Linked DNA regions of Homo sapiens: region 2 is linked to region 1. Evidence: chromatin contacts called from ENCODE Hi-C or POLR2A ChIA-PET data. All regions are on one chromosome and are shown on one strand. Each heading gives the region's core, a stretch centred on a gene start or an enhancer-like site at or near the end of the contact. The rest is flanking DNA. Distances are from core to core; before and after follow the strand shown.

Region 1 (3,886 bases), core at 278-2,777:
ACATTTTTATGTGTTTTGTATGAAAGTTTGGTTCATGTCTGTTTTACTCACTAGACTTGAAGGTCAATAAGACCACGGACTATGCTTTTATATGCCCTTATATCCCCAGCATCTATCTCACTCCTTGGCACACAGTAGGGCCTTTATCAATATTAGTTAAATAAATCTGAATGTGAATTCCAAGTCTGAAACTTCTAAGTTATGTGAGTTCCAGTTTTATCTACACTGAGTTTCAGTTTTTCTATCTGTAAAATAGGGATAATCATACCACTCTGGGTTACTGTGGCATTAAATACGTCTAAAGCACCCTGCCTCTAATAATGAGTAAATTATTTGATAAGTGAATGTATGATATAATTTCCCAAAGAATCCATTTCCCTAGTGCTAACATCATTGCTGTCAGTGTTCTTCAATCTCTACCTCTGATTTTAACAGATCTCAACTTTTGTTAGAGTGGCTTTTTTTCAGTGTTTCTTTTACATAAGGCACCAAATCCAAGCCATCCCATGTCCTTGGCTAGTTGAGTAGCTCTCAAATTTTCCTGAGTTCATAACCAGTGCTACGTCGCTTAATGCTGATTTGGTCTTTACTTACATCATTTTTTTCCTCAGACCATAAATTCATTGAGAGTAGGGTCCATAGACTACATTATTGTATAAATTTTATAATTTTTTCTGCAGGAGTATGAAAGGCATCCTGGTATATTAGTAAAAGTACAAGGTTTAGACTCAAATGGTCTCTTCGTTTTACTGTTTGGTAGCAGGGTAATTCTCAGCTAATCTCTCAAATCTGTTTAAGCCAGTGGTTTCCAAACATGAAACTACTGTACATTAAAATCATCTTTTTCATTAGTATTTTTTAAAAATACTAATGCCTGGTTTCCACCCCTAGTCATTCTGATGCAATGGGCACAGGTTGCTGCCGAGGCATTGAGATTTTTGAAAACCCCCCAGGAAATTCTACAACCCTGTTTGGAAATCGTTGCTCTAAATCACAAATTCTCTTATCTGTAAAACAGTGGTGAAAATCGTTCCAATTATAAACAGTTAATGAGATACTTTAACAAGATCGTAGATGGTAAAAGTCTTGGCACATTAAAAGTAATCAGAGAATAATTGTTAGCATTGTTAGCTGGTGGTGGTGGAAGTAGTAATATATAGTCACGAGGAATCAGATGGTGAAGATTCATGAGGACACTCGTCAGCCTAGCTGGTTATGGAGCATATTTAGAACCCTTTAAATGTCAACCCAATTTCTATACATCTGGAACTTTTTTCTGACTTGTAGAAAGCACCTTACTGCAGAGGCATCTTTTATTTGGATTTACCTACAAGTGACATAGAAATTTGCCTTTCTCATCTCATGAGCCGAAGGTACGACACGTCCTGTGAGTCTAATAACTACTCAGGAAAACTTTTTCCGTGCCTTCAGCATTTACAAGGCTAACTTTAATACGTGGGGAAAAAATTTTGATATCAAGTTGCATCTGAGCCTTTGAAACTATTTTGGGTCAGCTACACAGCAGAAGTTGGAGGCTGGCAGAGAGCCGTAAAACTGAGCCAAAAATAAACCAAAGACCATTATAAAAATGCTTCGAGTGCCAAAAGCATGAGATGTTAAAATTGCAACATAATGGAGTAAAAATTTACAAAAGAGGCTTTCCAATGGTGGCACAAAGTGTTCCAACCCAGAGAAAGACAGTTCACAGGGAAACGTTTGGAGAGTAAACTCAGCGCCTGAAAATTAGCCTTCCAGACATGTAAGAATGCCCCCATCCAAGGCTATTTACAATGTATTACCCATCAAGAACCAAGAGTATTAATGTCCTTCCCCTCCTTCCCCTATTGGAGAGCACAGGCTGGATAGCTGGGGTACAGGAGAAGTTTTCATAAAAATTAATTGGGACACTCAGCTTTTCCCAATATTCAGCAAATGCTGCTCTACTTGCCCATCTCTTAGCCTGGACACATTCTTCCTCTCAATATCCAACCATTCCACAATGCAGTCTGGTGTACCTATTCATTATTTATGGTCTTATTTTCCTGAGCTCCAGAAAATATGGTAATGTATGCTCAATGCAGTCCCTTGGTGGAGGCTTTCTGGAAGGGTGGCATCAAGTGCTGGGTGTCTCCCTCCTGGCTCTGCCCTGCCTGCCAGTCTCAGCTTTCTCTGCTTGAGTCCGTTCCTACCCTCCTTTTCCACAATTAGGAACTGCTACCAATTGCACATGGACAGATTTATGCATGGCTCGAGACCAGCCAGTCTCCCACTGATGGTCTAAAAGAAGAGTATGTTCTGTGTCAACAATCCTTTGCACAGAGTCCAAATGGCTTTTTGTACATACTTCTTTTGACCCAGGCCCATAATTTTTTTAGGTTAGAATTTTATGAGCCCGATGCAAAGTCTATCAACATTTTCTTTGTGAGACATACTCAGGGTACAGCATGTTTCTGAAGTGTGCGAATATTTGGGGATATTTCTATCATTCCATGCCAAGAGAAGACACTGGGAAAAAAGAGGGAGGGGAGATGTGGAGAGGCAGTCTAATGACCACTTACTAAGGGAGTTTTAAATACCAAGACAGATATGATGGTCCATCAAAACATTTCGAAGTAGCTTTGATTAGAACCACACATTCAATTATGCACTTCTTATTCAGGTGGTCCCCCACAATGAGGCCACCAGGGCTACTACGACCCAGAGAGTGGCTTCATCAGCCAAGAGCTATACCATTCCATGCCATAACCCTGCTATGACCCCTGGCTGAAAAGATCAAGGTGGTGATACAGTCAACAACACAACAGTGCACCAGACCACAACCTCAATTTTCCCTAAAGATTTGCCCTTCTTGTCTATATCATGGTGTGACCTTCGAATAAGCTAGCAATGCTATGGACTGTGGTCTTGAGGGGCTTCAGATTGATAAGGACTATTGCATCTCTTCACACAATTGGAGAATAAACAGTCTTGATGCTCATGCTATACTCACTTATGTAGAAATTCAAAGAAAGTTCTCGGCTCTCTAAAAATGGCAAGTTGATGAGCATAGACAGGAAGCAAACTATAAAATGCTTAAGAGATGATCATATTTTCCCTCAATATCCCATTGAGTATTTTCATCAATATCTAATTTTTAAGAAAAGCCCAAAGAAAGCACCCAGACTCAAAACTCCATGATGTTACCAGCAGACACCAGGAGTCTAAAATGAAATGATGAGAGAGGGTTTTTCTTCCAGGCCCATTTTCCTCCCTATTTTTCTCTTTTCCATCTTCCCAAGGTTATTGCAAGATTTATGCTAAGGAAATGATAACCTGCTCTGTAAATGTAAGAGACTATTCATTTTATTATCACCTTTAGCCCATTCTTATTATTCTTTTCACGTTATCGATCCCATTCTACCCTAGTTGGGGTGTTGAGACTGCTGCCCGGCCCTCTGGGCCTTTCCTGAGAAATCTGAGCTTTCCCTCTCAGCCCTCTCCTGACCCCTTGCCACTGCATCAAAAAACATCATTCCTGATCATTGGTTTTAAACTGCTGCAATCACAGAAATGTCATCAAGGTCAAGAATGTGAGAATGTGTGTATGCATGTGTGTGTGTGTGTGAGTGTTTATATATGTGCGCTTATTGCGTATGAGTATATAATTTTGTTGTTTAGTCAATTAAATCTTAAAAATATGCATTTTTGTCTGTGCTATTCCCACACACCTTGATCTCCCAATCTAAATTGATCATCCAATTCAAACTACGATCTTAACGACTAACCCTAGAATACTGTGTTAACCTAAGCTGAAAGGTATGATGACTAAAATAATGAGATCTAACACAAAGATAGCATAGATAGCAAAGATAGACCAGTACCTAGTCTAAGTGCTTTGTATATAGTA
Region 2 (4,118 bases), core at 1,014-3,513, 260 kb after region 1:
GGGGCCCCAGCCAGGTCCAGGCAACTCTAGTTAGTGGAGGTGGGGTCATGTAAGAACATGGCCACACTCCCCGCATCCCCTGAACCACATGTTTAGAGGGCGGAAAGGAGCAATTCCAAACAGGGAGCTGCTTTCTTGGAAGGAAGGATGGGTTCTAATCAAAGCAAGCAGCAGTCATTTACTAAACATACATAACATACTTGCATATGGACTTGAGAAATGTTTCTTAGGGATTTTTGCCATCTTGGTAATAATCAGAGTCTTGGTAAAAGTCAGAAATCAAAAACCTAATCAGATGCATCTATATGGCAAAAACTATAAGATTCTTTCATTTGTTTGTTTTTAACTCGAAACTCCAAAGATGACAGAAGATATTGAGAATGGCTGGACCCACACTCTAAAGCAAACTAAATACACAGCAGTTACACTCATATTTATATGTACCATAGCGCACGGGACTTCAATGAGTTCTTATATTCACCTCAGTTTCTCCTCCCTAAGGAAGCAGTGACCACTGCGGATTGACGCAGCTAAGGGGGTTTTCTAGGCTTACTTGGATTGGATTCTCTTTGGCATGCTCACTGTTGTTTTTTTCTTGCTTGATTTGGTCTGAGCTGAGATGTCCACCCTTTACTGGAGGACTGTCATGTTGGAGACTTGCCTCTGCTAGCTCACTGGACGGGCTGTGCTCACTGTGGCCTCCTTACCTGGATGAGTCAGTCAGCACGCTCTCAAAGGGTCCTATCTCTTTCTGCATGGGTGGCTATCTCTGCAAGGGCTGTGATGGTGGGTAAAATGTCCAAAGACCCATAGGCAGCATGAAATGCACCAAATGTCCATTTACTCAACTCAGTGGTATCTGACATAAGACCACAGAACACACCTTCTCTCCACCACCCATCTTGCTTGACCCTACTTGCGGGTAGTATGTTGCCAGCAACCTGGATATTATTGTTAATTAATTCATGCCTAACATGCAGTGGCTTATACTGGGTATTATTGAATGTCTAAGAATAGGCACAGAGCCTGAAATTGAGAAGTGAAAACTGCAAAATGGCTGGGTGGAAAAAATGATGGGACATGGAGCAGGCCTTTTGGTATTTTCCCTGTAGTTATCTTTTACAGGTTAAATAAGATTAATATTCATGGTGAACCAAGAGCAATTAGCTACTTTGCATGTGTTACTGCTTCTTAGCCTATTCTAAACTCTGTTTTATGTATTTATTTTAAAGGACTTTGCCTTGATTAGGGCCATTCGTATAAGACCTTGTACTTTGCATATTTGCAATCATGTTTGCATGTTTGCATTTCTAAAGTTTTGAATTTCAAATCAGGCAACGAGTTTCAGCAAATATACTTCATGTACACATGACCGTAATCAGGGCGTGAGACTATACTACAATAAAATCCCAAAATGGCTTCTAGGAATAAAAGATTTTATGTTTTCTATTTATAATAAAAATTTGGGGTGAGGGTTGGCTTTATTTTAAAAACAGAATAATTCTGTATGTAATTTAAATGCAAAATTGCGAACTAGTATTTTTCTAATTGTATTCAAAATCTGAACCCCCTAATGGGGGCAAGGGAAGGTTGGAATATTCTTATCCATAATGATGACTGAACAATAGGCCTTTCCCCTTTTCTTTCCTCTGCTTCCCTGGGACAGCAGCGCCCACTGTCACGCACGTATCACTTACTCTCATACTGTTTTCCAGGATACTTGGCCAAGGCATCTTCTAACATGTTATAAGATGATTTCAGAAATAATTTTTATCAGATCATAGTTAATCTTTCTAACAGATCTATGAGGTAAACATCCCAGGCCCACTCGCTACAAATGTCAGGGCTGCGATTTTTAGCCAGATTTTTTTGACTTTTAATCAAGGACCTTTTTCACTTCATTTATATTTCTCAAATTAAAGTCTGAAGATCCTTGAAAGTCTTCAGTCGTATTCTGAAGGGGCCTTGAGTTCTCTGTGAGAATTCAATTTTGTATTTTCATTTTGATGCTAATAATCAGTGAAGATCAACATATTTTGGTTCATTTGGATGATCAACTTAACGGAGAGCTTCCACATACTTTCAGGGCCTGCATTTTTATCTGTGTTTAAGATTTTCTTGGTGACAGGGAGTGACAGTTTCTTTGTCATTGAAAAATCATTGTAAATAATTTTTAAAAAAACAAAACACACAGACATGTGAATGTTGTGTTCTCACCAAGTGAAGGTCCGATGACCTCATCACAGGATGTACAAAGGAAGGTTCTGCATAACGTAAATAGAGACAAGCAGTGGAAGCATTGAGTCACTGCAAAGCATGAGGCCAGCAGGCTGAACTCAGGAGAGCCTGGGCAGGGAGCACCACTTTCATGCCGTTGAGGGGAGTGACCATTCTGTATTTGTTCCATTAAATTAAAAGTATTCATTTGAATCGTATGACTTTCCTACATTTGTTCACCTATAAGTTTGTTTTGGTTTTATTGTGGCATGAAGTCTATATGAAAACATTCTTTGTATCTAGTTTTAAGTTTACATATATTAAAAATAACATTTTAATAAAAATCACTTAGGGATGACATCAGAGGTCCATGAGAATGTCTTTCCCTTAAAGACGGTCACACATTATTCCATCAGCACTCCATCATAGGCTAAGTTTCCAAAGAAGTTTTAGGAAAGAGGAAAGTATATTTGAGGGTTTTTGTTTTGTTTTGTTTTGTTCTTTTTTCTTTTTTTTTTTTTTTTTGACAGAGTTTCGCTCTTGTTGCCCAGGCTGGAGTGCAATGGCGCGATCTTGGCTCACTGTAGCCTCCGCCTACCAGGTTCAAGCGATTCTCCTGCCCCAGCCTCCAAGTAGCTGAGATTACAGGCGCCTGCCATCATGCCTAATTTTTTGTAGTTTTAGTAGGGATGGGGTTTCACCACGTTGGCCAGGCTGGTCGTGAATCCCTGACCTCAGGTGATCCACCCGCCTTGGCCTCCCAAAGTGCTGGGAGTGCAGGCATGAGCCACTGCACCGGCCCATGTTTGAGTTTTATGCAATTTATGTTGGTGACTTGTTAACAGCACCAGAGGCCCTACCTTCAAAATATATCGAGTCCAGTTGCTTTTACTCCCTCTATTCTTAGTGCCTGGTCTAGTCACCATTTCTCAGCTGCCTAGATGACAGCCACAGCTCCCAGCTCCTGCCAACCCCTCTGTCCATTCTCAACCTACAACCAGAGGGAGGCTGCTCAAGCCTGAGCCTGATCCTGTGACTCCTCTTCTTCCCACCTGCTAAATGGCTCCCCTCCCTCTCAGAGTGACTGCCAAAGGCCCCCTTACCAGCAGGCCCTGCACTAGCCCCTGTGCCGCTCCAGCGTCTCCACGGCTCCCACTGTGCTCCCACCACTGCAGCCCCACTGACCCCTCCTTGCTCCTGGAACACACCAGGCCTACTCCTGCCTCGGGACCTTTGCACTTCCTTTCCCACTGCTTGGGAAGCTTTTCCCCAGATGCCCAGTGGCTGCCTGCCTCCCTTGGCTCAAGTCTTCTCTCAAATCTCATGTTGGCAGTGATGCCTTCCTGACCACTCTGTATAAAACTGTAAACCCTAGGCTGGGCACGATGGCTCACGCCTGTAATCCCGGCACTTTGGGAGGCTGAAGTGGGCGGATCACCTGAGGTCGGGAGTTTGAGACCAGCCTGACCAACATGGAGAAACCCTGTCTCTACTAAAAATACAAAATTAGCTGGGCGTGGTGGCGCATGTCTGTAACCCCAGCTATGTGGGAGGCTGAGGCAAAAGAATCGCTTGAACTCAGGAGGCGGAGTTTGCGGTAAGCCGAGATCGTGCCATTGCATTCCAGCCTGGGCAACAAGAGCGAAACTCTGTCTCAAACAAACAAACAAACAAAAATTTTGAACCCCACCCCTCCAGTGCTTCCCCCCTCTTTCTCTGCTTCATTTTTCCCACATGACTTATCCTCAAACACACTATTTAATGTATTTATGTATTTGATGCAGTAAAGGCAGAAGTTTACCCATTGCCTAATGACCCAGGGGACTTTTTGTTTATATTTTCTTCTAATCTTATACTGTGTCCTTGTTACAAAATACAAAAGGTACAGAAGTGAATAGTAA

Evidence for each region. Hi-C counts contacts between places; a loop is a spot of excess contacts on that map. ChIA-PET counts read pairs that join two places held with the same protein, here RNA polymerase II (POLR2A).
Region 2: a loop to region 1 is called in a map of ascending aorta, with 2.0 times the contacts of the local background. The contact joins two enhancer-like sites. A Hi-C loop is called at or near these places in 1 of 168 maps with a recorded cell type or tissue (ascending aorta). POLR2A ChIA-PET finds 5 or more read pairs at or near these places in 1 of 52 experiments (WTC11).

Annotation. Positions count from the first base shown.
Region 1 is chr9:81,497,609-81,501,494 of GRCh38, forward strand. No RefSeq gene overlaps it. Among named protein-coding and RNA genes, the nearest start is that of TLE1, 190 kb to the right of the region's middle. Within about 2 kb of position 1,528, at least 5 of the 41 ENCODE cell types and tissues checked have a DNase peak (open chromatin) inside an H3K27ac peak, as active enhancers do; they include ascending aorta, where a contact is called at or near this core.
Region 2 is chr9:81,757,593-81,761,710 of GRCh38, forward strand. All of the region lies in intron 3 of TLE1-DT (TLE1 divergent transcript), which reads left to right. Among named protein-coding and RNA genes, the nearest start is that of TLE1-DT, 70 kb to the left of the region's middle. RefSeq lists an enhancer at 2,914-3,415. Within about 2 kb of position 2,264, at least 3 of the 41 ENCODE cell types and tissues checked have a DNase peak (open chromatin) inside an H3K27ac peak, as active enhancers do; they include ascending aorta, where a contact is called at or near this core.